Linked DNA regions of Homo sapiens: region 1 is linked to region 2. A link is a contact called in ENCODE Hi-C or POLR2A ChIA-PET data. All regions are on one chromosome and are shown on one strand. Each heading gives the region's core, a stretch centred on a gene start or an enhancer-like site at or near the end of the contact. The rest is flanking DNA. Distances are from core to core; before and after follow the strand shown.

Region 1 (6,661 bases), core at 524-3,023, 55 kb after region 2:
TAGAAACAGGCCAGGGAAGAGGAGATGGAGCAGGGGCCCCATGGGTGGTGAGCACTGTATTGAGGCTTTGTATGTCCTTGTTTATCCTGAGGGCCTCACCTGAGCCCCCATGGACCCTAAGGCCCAGTGATGGGTGCCAAGCTGTTCCCACTAGAGTTGTCCTCATATTTCCTGCTGCAGTCCAGACTAGAATGGGCATTGGAGGCAATGCATGTACCTTTCGCTAGCAAGATGAATACAAAAACAGCACAAAATAGATTGCAGGTAGTGTCGGGCAGATGTGCTTTCAGCCGTCTGAATCGCTATGTTGTTATGAGGTGGAGAGGGGGAGGGTATAGACACAGGCATTTCTGGCTCTTGCACACTGCTGTTCTTTTCTTCCCATTGCAGAGGGTGTGTGGAGCACTGCGGGCGAGATGGAGCTGAGGGAAGGCAGAGCTGGTACGTGTTGAACGTCCACTGTATTTCAGGCAGTGAGAGCGTTCTGTATAAGTCTTATAATAACCCATTTTACAGATGAGGAAGCTGATGCTCAGAAAGAGGACTGGCTTCCCTCAGGTCAGACACTAGTCAGCAGCAGCCCAGGGGATAGGTACTCAGGCTGCTGGACTCCTGGACCAGTGCTCTTTTCAATGCAAACCCCTCCTGTGACTAGGGTGTGCACGTGCATACGTATGCCTGTAACAGGTTAGATCCATGTGTTGATGTGTCTATATTGTCTCTGTGTCTATGCATCTGATCACAAAGAATCCCTCTTTCCCTCCTTCCTTTGCCCTTCTTCCTCCCGGCCTTTTTTTCTTCTTTCTCTTCCTCTTCTCATCCCTTCCTCTCACAGCTACTTAGCATCCAGTTTGTGTCAGGTACTATGCTCAATACCAGGGCTACAAAGAAAGATATGGCACAGCCCCTGGCAGCAAGGCTTTATTCTCTTACTGGTAAGGCAGACACACGGATGAGAGAACTCAGCATGGAGTGCTTTGGGAGGACAGAAGGGCAGCTCCTTATTTATTTCTTATTTATTGAAACAAGGAGTGCAGTGGTATGATCAAGGCTCACTGCAGCCTTGACCTCCTGGCTTAAGCCTGGGCTTAAGCAATCCTCCCGCCTCAGCCTCCTAAGTAACTGAGACTATAGGCACATGCCACCATGCCAAGATAATTTTTTTTTTTTTTTTTTTTTGAGACGGAGTCTCACTACATCACCCAGGCTGGAGTGCAGTGGCACGATCTTGGCTCACTGCAACCTCCACCTCCTGGGTTCAAGCGATTCTTTTGCCTCAGCCTCCCGAGTAGCTGGGATTACAGGAGCCTGCCATCGTGCCCGGCTAAGTTTTGTATTTTTAGTACAGACAGGGTTTCTCCATGTTGACCCAGCTTGTGTCCAACTCCTGATCTCAAATGATCCACCTGCCTTGGTCTCCTAAAGTGCTGGGATTACAAGCATGAGCCACTGCACCTGGCCCATACCAAGCTAATTTTTCATTTTTATTTTTGTAGGGACAGAGTCTTGCTGTAGAGACAGGGTCTTTCCCAGGCTGGTCTTGAACTCCTGGCCTCAAGTGATTCTCCCACCTCAGCCTCCCAAAGAGTTAGGATTACAGGTCTGATCCACTACGACCAGTCAAGTGATTTAATGTGTGAGTTGGGAGGGGGTGTCAGGGAAGTCTTCCTGGAGGAGGTGATTCTGAGCCAAGCCTTGAAAAACATACAAGAGTTCACTGGAGGCAGGGCTTGTTGAAGCTCTTGCTTAGAAAGGGCAGAGTGTGCTGACATGTGGAGGTGGAAGGATGCACGAAGCATCTGGAGGAACTTCAAGCGTCGGAGAGACAAGCCTGTGTTCTTGGGCAGGGATTTAAAATTTTTACTTATTGAGTCAGTCATGTCATGACAACAACAAATTAAGAGAAGAAAGTAGGGATTTCTTAATCTTTAAAAATGTTGCTTTCTGATGCAAGGCAGGAAGCGGCGTTCCTCAGATACTTGTGTGGGCAGAAAGACTGAAAGCGTGGGACAAATAACTGCTTTGCACAGCTGGGCACCATCCACCTCGAACTCCACCCTTGTCCTGTCTGAAGCCACGCAGGCCAGGGCCCCTGGCCAGGGCATCTCGGACATTCTGTGACAGCCAGAAAAGACGAGGGACTCAACTGCCTCCACACCCTTGTAAAAGGCAAGACCCCAAACTGAACACATGGTTCCTGCCAAAGTCTTGCTGAGTGGAAACATTCTCCCCCTTCTCCCCCGGGTGTGTCACTCATTAATACCTGGCCTTTTCTTGTTGCCAGGTGGTGCTGTGCAAACCATCCTAATATTGGCCTTAAAAATAGCACCACCCAGGCACTGACCACTCCCTCCCAGTGTGGCGTTTAACCCTTTCTAAGCCCACCCATGTGATAGGGCTGAAGGGGATGGGTAGGAATCTACAGATGCTCAGCACGGCAATGTTTACTTACTCAGCTTTTGTTACAAGGACAAGAACTGACTGGATTTTGTTGTCAGATAATCCTGGGTTAACATCCTGGCTCTGTACTTTGGGCTTTGAGTTGTTTTACTCCCTGTGATGTCTCTTCCTCCCTTTCTTATAAGAAAAAGGGGAAATCATTATGGTACCAACCCTCCAAGTGAATTGTGGAGCTGGATACTGTGTGGATGGTACTTAGCCTTGTGTCTAGCTGTTCCATGGTGAGCAGGCCTATGCAAACCTACCCCCAAAGGCTGAGGAAGTTGAGGGGCCAAAGAAAGAAGCTGAAAAATCCAGTTTCTTAGAAAGAAATGTTGAATAGGGACTTATGTCCAGAAGCCATGTCTGTGTCTAGGACGGCGAGACAAGATGGTGAATCCCCACAATTACACCCCAGACCCAGGGTTTATATATCATAGGAGAAGGGTACAGTGCTTCAGAAGGAATGGGTAGGGTGATTGCTCAAGGTCAGGATTTATGGTAAGTACAATAACATCAAGATTGTTTTGACCTAAGGGTAGGATAAGTACATGCTCTTATACAAGGAACAGTAGATAGACTAGAAACCTTACGAGACTTTCCTGGAACTGGAGTTAATCAGAATCCAACATGGGGGATTAGCACCCAAGATGGAGTTGCCTCAGCCTCCACACTGGCCCACAGCAAGTGCTGCACAAATGCTTGTTGTTGCTGTTATTAATCAGCCAAGGTTCTATATCTCTGAGTACTTTTTATTTGTTTTAGAGCCATGAATTAAACCAAGTGATTCTTCTTGTCATAACCGGAGGGTCATGAATGCTCTTGGAACTAAACTCTCTTCCCTTGGAGAGAACATTCTGTTTCCTAATCTGTGGCTTCTAGGAGCTAAGAGAGATACTGTGAATATGTTTTTTAAGTTCCATTTAAACCTGGGCCTAATCACATAAATTACGCTAAGGAAATGTCTGGAAGAGCTCTTTGTAAACTGAAAACTACAAACAAATGTAGAAACTCATTACATGGCATTAGTCATTTATTCATTCATTTATGCATTGATTCACTCAGTAAATGTTTATCAACCCTTTATGGGCCAGGCATGCTCTAGTGCTGGGGACCCCACAGTGAACAGGCTGATGAGGTCCCTGTGTGGGACCTAGATGGGGCGGATGGGTGGTATGTAAGTACCCAAGCAGACTAACAAGACAGCTTCAAATGCTGGCAAGTTCTATGAAGAAAATAAAATAAGGAGAGGTAACGGTGAGTGCCTGGTTTAGGTTGAGTGGTCAAGAAAGATCCCACTTAGGAGATGGAGTCAGGGAAGAGCCAGCCATATGAAGATCTGGAAGTGGAACTTTCCTGTAAGAGAAAACAGCTAGGGCAGAAGTCTTAGGGTGACAAGGGCATGGCTTATTCAAGAAAGAGCCAGAAGGCCAGGGTGGCTGTGGGATGCAGCGAGCAGGAGAGGCAGAGGTGGAAGCTGGAGTTTGGGAGATAAACAAGGGTGAGATCATTTAGCTCCTTTGGGACACTGTAAGGAATTTGGGTATTATTTTGGAAAACAACGCAAAGCCTTTGGAAGGGGTGGAGCACAGGGCATTTTTGGGGCAGTAAATATATCTCTCTGTCTGATACTACAGTGGTAGATCCATAACGCTATGCACTTGTCAGAACCCATAGAACTGCACAACACAATGGGTGAACCATCACGTAAGCCATGAACTTTAGCTAATAATCATGTATCAGTATTGATTTATCAATTGTAAAAAGGTACCACGCCAATGCAAGATGTTAATAGTATGGGAAATTGTGTGTGTGGAGAGGGAGATCAGTATTCGGGAGTTCTGTACTTTCTATGCAATATTTCTGTAAAGCTAAAACTGCTCAGAACAATAAAGTTTATTAAATTTTTAAAAAAGTGGTTGGGTGCAGTGGCTCATGCCTATAATCCCAGCACTTTGGGAGGCCAAGGAAGGAGGACTGCTTGAGGCCAGGAGTTCAAGACCAGCCTGGGCAACACAGAGAGACCGTGTCTCTACAAAAAAAAAGAAAAAAGAAAAAATAGCCAAATGTGGTGGCATGTGCTTGTTGTCCTAGCTACTCGGGAGGCTGAGGCTGGAGGATTGCTTGAGCCAGGAGTTTAAGGCTGCAGTTAGCTATGATCATACCACTACCCTGCAGCCTGGGCCACAGAGCAAGATGCTGTCTCAAAAACAAACAAACAAACAAAAAACAGTTTTTAAAAGTAATTCAAAGCCCTTGCAAATTTTATGCTGATCCAATTTATATTTTCAAAAAGCCTACCTGCTATTATGTGAAAAATGGATTATGAAGGTCTGCATAGGAACCAGAATCCCAGTTAGAAGGTGAAAGCTATAATCAGACAAGAGGCACTGGTAAGAGGAGGGTGGCGGCAGTGAAGATGGAGAGAAGCGGAAAGAAAGTGGGATAGCTTCTGGGGATAGAGCCAACGAGAATCACTGATAAATTGGATGTGATGTGGAAGGTTAGAGAGATGGAGGGATCAAGATGAATAAAAACTCACAGAGGGCTTATTCTGGCAGGCACTGTTCTAAGAACCTTACAAGTATTACCATATTTAGCCCAAACAAACCTTGTGAGGTGGATGTTAGTGCACTAGCCAGCCTATAGATGACAAAACCAGTCCACAGAGAAGTGCCTTTTTGCCTGCCTATGATCATGCACTTGGGCAGGGACAGACCTGCGAGATGAACCCAGGAATTTTGGCTTCAGAGCCTGTGCTATGTTCTTCCCACCTTGATACTGAGGATTTTGGCTTGGGAAATTGATGGATGCTAGTGACAATTACCAAAATGTGGAAGTTTAGGGAAGAAACATTTTATTAGGGGGGGAATCAAGAGTACTGTTGGCAGTGTTCCTTTTTTTTGCCTCACTGAATAACAGCCAGGCAATGTTACTTTTGAAATTTAAGTTAAACCCCAGCTGAAGATGTTAAGCAAGTGGTAGGAAAAAAGAGTCAGAATTCAAGGAGAAGTCCAGGCCTGGAGAAGTGAATTTGGGAGTTGTTGGCATGTGCGTGGTATATTTGCTTGTGGACTGGCTTCAGTTGCTTGTCGTGATTGTAAGTATCTTAGTGATGGAATATTACTTTGAAAGGATGCAAGCCTGATGGACAGTTTGAAAGAAAAAAAGGCCAGAGAGAGGGCAGCATGGTCTACATGGAAGTCAGCTAGAATTTTCGTATGAAGTTAAAACCCTTGGTTTGAATCTATATGTTGCTGTGGGCCAGGGAAAGAGGGGAAGAGAGCCGGGGAGCGGGAATCAAGGGACCAATGGCTTCTGACTGCACAGCCTTGGACGTGCACTTTTTGGACATGTAACTTCTCTGAGTCTCAGTGTTTGCATCCGTAAGTGGGGACGTACAATAAAATCATCAAGTTTTGGCCTCAACATTCTGTCTAAGTTGAAAGTGCTAAATGCAGAGAGAATTTATTATCATCATGTCCATTACTGTCAGGTTACATTACTAGTAACATTACATTACTAGTTAAAATTGTTACATTACTAGTTAAAATTGTTAAATTATATTCTGCGTCATGTTACATTACTAGTTAAAATTGTTACATTACTAGTTAAAATTGTTAAATTATATTCTGCTCATGATAATACAGTTCGCATGACCAAAAGTGTACAGCATAAAGAATTCCCAAGGCATTTTATAGATTGCAGGACAGCTCTTTGCTCAGACCTCTGAGCAGCCCTGTCAGATTATTGGGTTATTGTTTCCATTTTGTGGACATGGAAACTGAGACTCAGTAAGGTAAAAGGACTTGCAGTTGACAGAGCCGCTTAGTACAGAAGCTGGGGCTTATTGCTCTGACCCTAAGCTCTTTATTTTGCCATTGTTTGAACAGAATAGGAGATGACCCTGTTGTGTCATTTTAAGGACACACTTTCTTTTTGCCTTCTGAATATGTTTACTTGCCACAACAAACATGTATTACTTTTATAACTAAAATTTTGAAATTAAAAATTTTTGTAATTTTAATTTTTTAAATTAAATTTAAATTTGTAATTGTAATTTTAATTTTTAAAAATTAAATTAGAATTTTTAAAATTAAAATTTTTTAAATTAATTTTTCAAAATTTATAATTTTAATTTTGTAATTAAAATTTTTGTAATTAAAAATTTACTTTTGGAAATAAAATTTTGTAATTAAAAAATAGGAGAATTAGAAGGAAA
Region 2 (6,701 bases), core at 978-3,477:
GAGGAGGGCCGATCACTTGAGGTCAGGAGTTCAAGACCAGCCTGGCCAACCTGGTAAAACCCCATCTCTACTAAAAATACAAAAATTACCCAGGCATGGTGGCACATGCCTTTAGCCCCAGGTACTCAGGAGGCTGAGGCATGAGAATTGCTTGAACCTGGGAAGCAGAGGTTGCAGTGAGCCGAGATTGTGCTGCTGTACTCCAGCCAGGTTGATAGAGTGAGACTCTGTCTTGGAAGAAAAAGAAATAAGGGAGTCCAGAGGTAGTAGGATGGCATATTTAAAATATTGAAAGAAAGAAAAAAACGCTATCAACAAAGAATCATGTATCCAGAAAAAGCATCTTATTAAGGTAAGCAAAAACCAAGAGAATGTGTTGCTAGCAGACCTGATTTATAAGAAATATGGAAGGAAGTTATTCAGGTTGAAAACAACACAAAGCAGTAATTTGTGTTCATAGAAAAATACCATAGAGCACCAATAAAGATATTTCTTCTCCTGAGTGATTTAAAGCAATTGTATAAAACACTATGTATAATTGTATTATTGGGTCTATTATATATAGAAATGTAATATACTTGTCAAAAATAGCACTAAGGAAGTAGGTGGGAGCAAAGCTGTATCAGTGTAAGGACTTACTGAATGACCCAATCATTAGAACCTTGTTAAAAATGTAGAGACTAGAGCTGCTTTGTTTTATTCTTGATTTTATGAGGAATATGAAAAATACTTAAAAGGAAAAACAAACAAACATGACTTTGGAGTCGGAAAGTTTGGACTGAGTCCTTTCTTTGAGCAACTTTTAGCAGTTTGAATTTAGACTGCTAGCTTCTTTGAGTCTCAGTTTCTGAATTTATCAAATGCAGTTAGTGGTATACTATCTGATCTAACTGCTTTGTCCTATGTGTCCTTCAGAAGTATCCTCGAATGTGGTGATATATTGACAGAGCTGGTGGATTCATCAGAATGTGGGAATGTTCCTATTTTTATTCTACACTTCAGCCTGCCAGTTCAAATCCTTCCCAGTTCAGCTCCAAAGCAGCCCCTCTCCCATCACTCAAAGGCCATCCAATTCCCATTCTCACAGTTCCTCAAGACAGAAAGGATCCTTCAACTCCATGGCCCTTCATCAGCATATATATATATATATATATATATATATATATATATATATATATATATGTATTTTTTTTTAAATTGGAGATGGGGTCTCACTATGTTGCCCAGGCTGGTCTAGAACTCCTGGGCTCAAGTGATCCTCCTGCCTCGGCTTCCCAAAGTGCTGGATTATAGGCTTGAGCCACCACGCCAGCCCATCAGCACATCTTTAATTGCATTTTTCCACAGTCTTCCTTAAGTAATTCGTTTTCATGAACTATCTTTTCTTTTAGACTGGGTTTGCTGAAGGGAGCGGAGGCTCCTGTCTTCCATTTCAGTCATGTCTTACTAGACACTAAATAGAGGTAAATTACTGAATGCATTCAATCTGCATCAAGCCTCCGGTAGTCCTACAGTAACTGGTATCCCTCCCCTCCCCAGAAAATAATATTTTGTTTTATTAATGCTGGCTACAGCAGAGTCTGGTTTTCTTAAGAGTTCCTGCAAATCACAGGTTCGTCCTTTAACTTTGAGACCCAGGGAAGGAGGGAGCAAGGGAGGGAGGGAGGGAGGATGCTGTCAAGTCCGCAAAAATATGGACAACCTCAGAAACCTATAAACAGAAATATACTAACATGGTATATTTCTTACTTTTAAGGCCCTGAAATTATTAATTTTCCTTTCTTCTTTCTATGCGATTTTGGTTTCCAAATGTGTACATTGAGCAGGTATTGTTTTATGATTAGGGCGAAATTGCTGCTGCTGCTGCTGCTGCTGCTGCTGCTGATTACAAAAAATAGGCTGCAAGCAAGCCGTGCTTCCATTTAAAAGCTCCTCTTTGTTGCCTCGACAAGCAAGGGGTACTCGATAGCACTTTTCGGTTAGATTCTAATAGAAAGAAAGCTTTAAATTTCTCTCTCGGAAGCACTTTGTCAGCCAGGGTTTTCCCTCTCGCCCACCCTGCAGTTAAGGAAATCTAAGAGGTGGAAGTGGGGCGGGCTGGAGGGCCACAGACAGCCGCTGACCCAGACGCCCCATCTCCCGCCCCAGGGCGAGGGTGCGCGCTGTCGCTTATTGGCCAGCAGGGTCCCAGACCTTGACCAATCGCCTGGGGCCGGGTCGTCATGGCGACGCGCCACGCTAACGCATGGTGTCGGAGGGAGGCCCACTTGCTGAACAGCAGGGAGCGATGGCGCAGAACGTGTATGGTCCGGGAGTCCGGATAGGCAACTGGAATGAGGATGTCTACCTGGAGGAGGTACGCAGGGTGTGGCCAGGCGCAGACCCGCAGCTCAGGAACTCCCAGACCCTGCTCTAAGTTCAGTCTCCTACTTTGAGCGCCTCAAGCCTCCTCTCTCTCCCAGCATACAGCGAATACCTCTAAAATCCCCCACTTCTCTAAACTCCCAAGGAATCTCACCTGCCGAACTGCAAACCCAGGTCTCACTGACCTCTACTCCGAGCACCCTGACTTTTCTTTCTCTGGGTCCCTTGGCCTCCCAAAGTCAGATGCCTTGACTCTCAAGCCCCTGGCCTGTGTCTCCCGCTTAGTCTAGAGCCCCACTAAGTCCCCCGTATTCCTTAGAGTCTTACAGTCTCAGGCTGCGGGCCAGGTGAGGACACAGGTTCTAGGTAGAAATAATATCCCTCCCCACTCCAACCCTGCCACGCTTGCCCTCTTAAATGACCCTGAGTATTCCTTTTATTGACGTTGTACTCACTCACTGCCTCGTATTCTCCCAAGGGTGGTCTTAACAAGGCTTTGAGCCATTCGTATACGGGTCAGATTGGGGAGGGGTGAACTTTCTAGTGTCAGTCATCATACGGTCAAGGGAAACCCCAGCAGGGGAGACATGGCCTCCAAATGTCATTTAGGATGGTATCTGGCTGGAGTAATTACTGGTGATGTTTCTTTTTCTTTGTTTTGCCTTTCTCATTTTTCTAAACATTCTATAATGTAGTAAAAATATTAAAGTAGTGCTAAAAACGTTCCATCATTCCAATTATGCTCACATCTCTTTTTTTGTACTCAAATTTTGCTTTTTCAACTTGGAAGAGCTTCTGACCTAAAAGTTATTAATACTAACATCTATATTATTCAGGGCTACTTTTGTTGATTTTCTGTTTAGGAGCTCATGAAAGACTTCTTAGAGAAGAGAGACAAGGGGAAACTTCTCATACAGAGAAGTAGAAGACTAAAACAGAATCTCTTGAGACCGGTAACTTTTTTTTTTTTTATTACACTTTAAGTTTTAGGGTACATGTGCACAACGTGCAGGTTTGTTACATATGTATACATATGCTATGTTGGTGTGCTGCACCCATTAACTCGTCATTTAACATTAGGTATATCTCCTAATGCTATCCCTCTCCCCTCCCCCCACCCCACAACAGGCCCCAGTGTGCGATGTTCCCCTTCCTGTGTCCATGTGTTCTCCATTGTTCAATTCCCACCTATGAGTGAGAATATGCGGTGTTTGGTTTTCTGTCCCTGCGATAGTTTGCTCAGAATGATGGTTTCCAGCTTCATCCATGTCCCTACAAAGGACATGAACTCATCATTTTTTATGGCTGCATAGTATTCCATGGTGTATATGTGCCACATTTTCTTAATCCAGTCTATCGTTGTTGGACATTTAGGTTGGTTCCAAGTCTTTGCTATTGTGAATAGTGCCGCAGTTGGTGGGACTGTAAACTAGTTCAACCATTGTGGAAGTCAGTGTGGCAATTCCTCAGGGATCTAGAACTAGAAATACCATTTGACCCAGACATCCCATTACTGGGTATATACCCAAAGGATTATAAAACATGCTGCTATAAAGACACATGCACACGTATGTTTATTGAGACCGGTAACTTTAAATTCAGACATTGTTTTCAAAATTCTGTTGAACTTGGTGTGAGTATATGTTAAGCAAGAAAAAAATTTCATAACTGAGTTACCATTTGGAAAATAACAGTTTTTAAAAACAATTTGCAATGTTTTAAATTCTTCTAAGATTTTAGAAACATAAACAGTCTGCCCTAAATCATGTTTACCTGCATTTTACAAATAAAGAAATAAATGAGTTAATATGTAAATAAGTAAAATGCCCCTTAGTTGGTAATCGACAAATTTTTCAATGAATGTTGAATTTCTAGGATAATGAGTAAATCCATGTGATTTTAACCAGCTTTATTCGACTTCATTTGGAATTATTGGGAGCTTTGCCTTGGCAAAGGGGAAGGGAAAGGAAGAAGGAACTAAGGGTTCGAGGGAATCCAAGTGAAATCCTGAATGAAATGGGTACTAGTCCGAGAAGGAAGAAAATTGCCTTGGCAGTAACTGTTGAGGAATTGCATGGTTTATGTAATAAACTACTATCAAAATTGTAGATGCAACTTTCCGTAACTGAAGATGGCTATATTCATTACGGTGACAAAGTGATGCTTGTGAATCCTGATGATCCTGACACAGAAGCTGATGTGTTTCTGCGTGGGGACCTGAGCCTGTGTATGACTCCAGATGAAATTCAGTCCCATCTGAAAGACGAATTAGAGGTACCCTGTGGCCTGAGCGCAGTTCAAGCCAAGACCCCAATTGGCAGAAACACTTTTATCATTTTGAGGTAAAGAGACTTTAATTTTCAGTTCATTTTCATCATAAATATGTTTCACTTGTAGCTTAAAGATTCCTGGGTATTGGAGCCACTGAGTGGAGGGAAAGGTTTTGTGAACATTTTTCGTGATTTTCATCTTGCTTTGCTTACCTTGAGAATTATTGTCAAAGGAACTTTACAATCCCTTTTTACCTTAGACAGCAGGATAATTGTGTTCAATTCAAAATGCTTAAATCATGAGTATAGGATCCAGGGAATTAAATCCATATTCTGCCTGGAAGCAAAGTAGGTTTTCCCTATAACATTTTGGAACTTTTTGAGCTCATTTGAGTGTTTTCATTGTTCTTAATACGGCTATTTTTTTTTTTACAATAAAAACGTGTAGTTTAATACAATGTGGCACTAGATGGGATTTTCTCTTTTAAAATTAACTGTCCATTAAAAATGTATTTGAAGAGATTTTGAAAATGAACAATTAAATCCTTAGAGAAGAAATAGATACATGATCACAATTAAAAACTATTACTAATTCGTATGACAGCAATGTAAGCATTGCAAGAATATATGGACCCAGGCAAGGTACAGTGGCTCATGCCTGTAATCCCAATACTTTGGGAAGTCAAGGCAGGCAGATCACCTGAGGTCTGGAGTTCGAGACCAGCCTGGCCAACATGTCGAAACCCCATCTCTACAAAAAATACAAAAAATTAGCTGGGCGTGGTGGCAGGCTCCTGTAATTCCAGCTACTTGTGTCACTGAAGCATGAGAATCACTTGAACCTGGGAGGTGGAGGTTGCAGTGAGCCAAGATTGCACCACTGAACTCCAGCCTGGGGGAAAAAAAAGAATATATAGACAGTTCTTCAAGTTCTAATTTAGATTTCCTTTGAATACATATGTTAAGACAAGTAAAAATTGATCACAACCTCTGTTATCCTGAAGGATTAAGAGGGAACCGTATTAAATGTCTACAAATGTGTTACCTTGGTTCTCTCTGAACATGTCAATGCACTTGACCAGAATTCCTTAGTATACATTAGCAAGATGTGCTTAGTTTACTCTAACCAGAGGCTCACAAAGTGGGGATGCTTTGTGTGCTAGCTATGGTGCAGGGCAGGGAGTAGGGTGCTAGCTGGATTTTAAGACCAAAAGAAAACACCTTTTATTTAATTACCTAATTCAGTTACAGTATGTGAATATAAATTATCAAAAAACTGATTATAAACAAAATTGCATGCATAAAAAATAGAGTCATAGAATGATTCTAATACAGAGAGTTTACATTTACATTATACTTATTGTCCACTGACAGTGTACACAGAGATGCCACTGGTCAAGTCCTTAGATATGGGCAGGACTTTTGCCTGGGGATAACAGGAGGATTTGACAACAAAATGGTGAGTTATCACTTTGCATATCTACTTTGGATCAGTCATTTCTGTTGCCCAAAATGGGATCATAACTATCTACTGAAGTGGACAGAGAACTCCAGAGTCATGGGCTCCACCTCTGACTTCACTATGGTGTCAGCTTGCAGCTTTTCACAGGCAGTTTTGGGCCAAGCCAGTCTTTCCTTTTAACTTCCCAAATTACAAAAACTACACCCTTAAAACCTAAACAGTAAGGGAGGAAAACCATTTCACAATGCAGCTGGCAAAAAGCAAAAGTTTATACCACTTCCACCTGTAAATTAAATGATTGAATTCATTAATAACCATCTGATACCTGTCAAATGTTGCCAATGCTAGCAAGGCATATTATCTGACAACTTTTTTATTTAAACTTTTGATGATCAGACTTTTGCTTAGTATGGGAGTAGGGACAATATGAGATGCTTAAATTTGCATAAATCAGGGAGCCTTGGGGATTAGGAAGTATAATAGAACCAGATAGATTTGGGTTTGAATTTCAGGTGCGTACCTATGGGATGGGAATTTGGGTAAGTTATTTAATGCTTTTTGAGCCTGTTTCTCATCCATAAGATGGTGAGTATTAATCTACCTTA

Evidence for each region. A loop is a pair of places that touch in the nucleus more often than their neighbours do. ChIA-PET counts read pairs that join two places held with the same protein, here RNA polymerase II (POLR2A).
Region 1: a loop to region 2 is called in a map of heart left ventricle, with 2.1 times the contacts of the local background. The contact joins the enhancer-like site here to the promoter of CFAP161 in region 2. A Hi-C loop is called at or near these places in 2 of 168 maps with a recorded cell type or tissue (gastrocnemius medialis and heart left ventricle). POLR2A ChIA-PET finds 5 or more read pairs at or near these places in 1 of 52 experiments (activated B cell).

Annotation. Positions count from the first base shown.
Region 1 is chr15:81,187,963-81,194,623 of GRCh38, forward strand. It overlaps a transcript of IL16 not described here. Among named protein-coding and RNA genes, the nearest start is that of IL16, 5.6 kb to the right of the region's middle. RefSeq lists an enhancer at 1,571-2,770. Within about 2 kb of position 1,774, at least 12 of the 41 ENCODE cell types and tissues checked have a DNase peak (open chromatin) inside an H3K27ac peak, as active enhancers do; they include heart left ventricle, where a contact is called at or near this core.
Region 2 is chr15:81,132,043-81,138,743 of GRCh38, forward strand. It overlaps CFAP161 (cilia and flagella associated protein 161), which reads left to right and starts at 2,228. Exons shown (of 7, transcript NM_173528.4): 1 at 2,228-2,356; 2 at 3,228-3,317; 3 at 4,474-4,706; 4 at 6,009-6,093. The coding sequence starts at 2,288.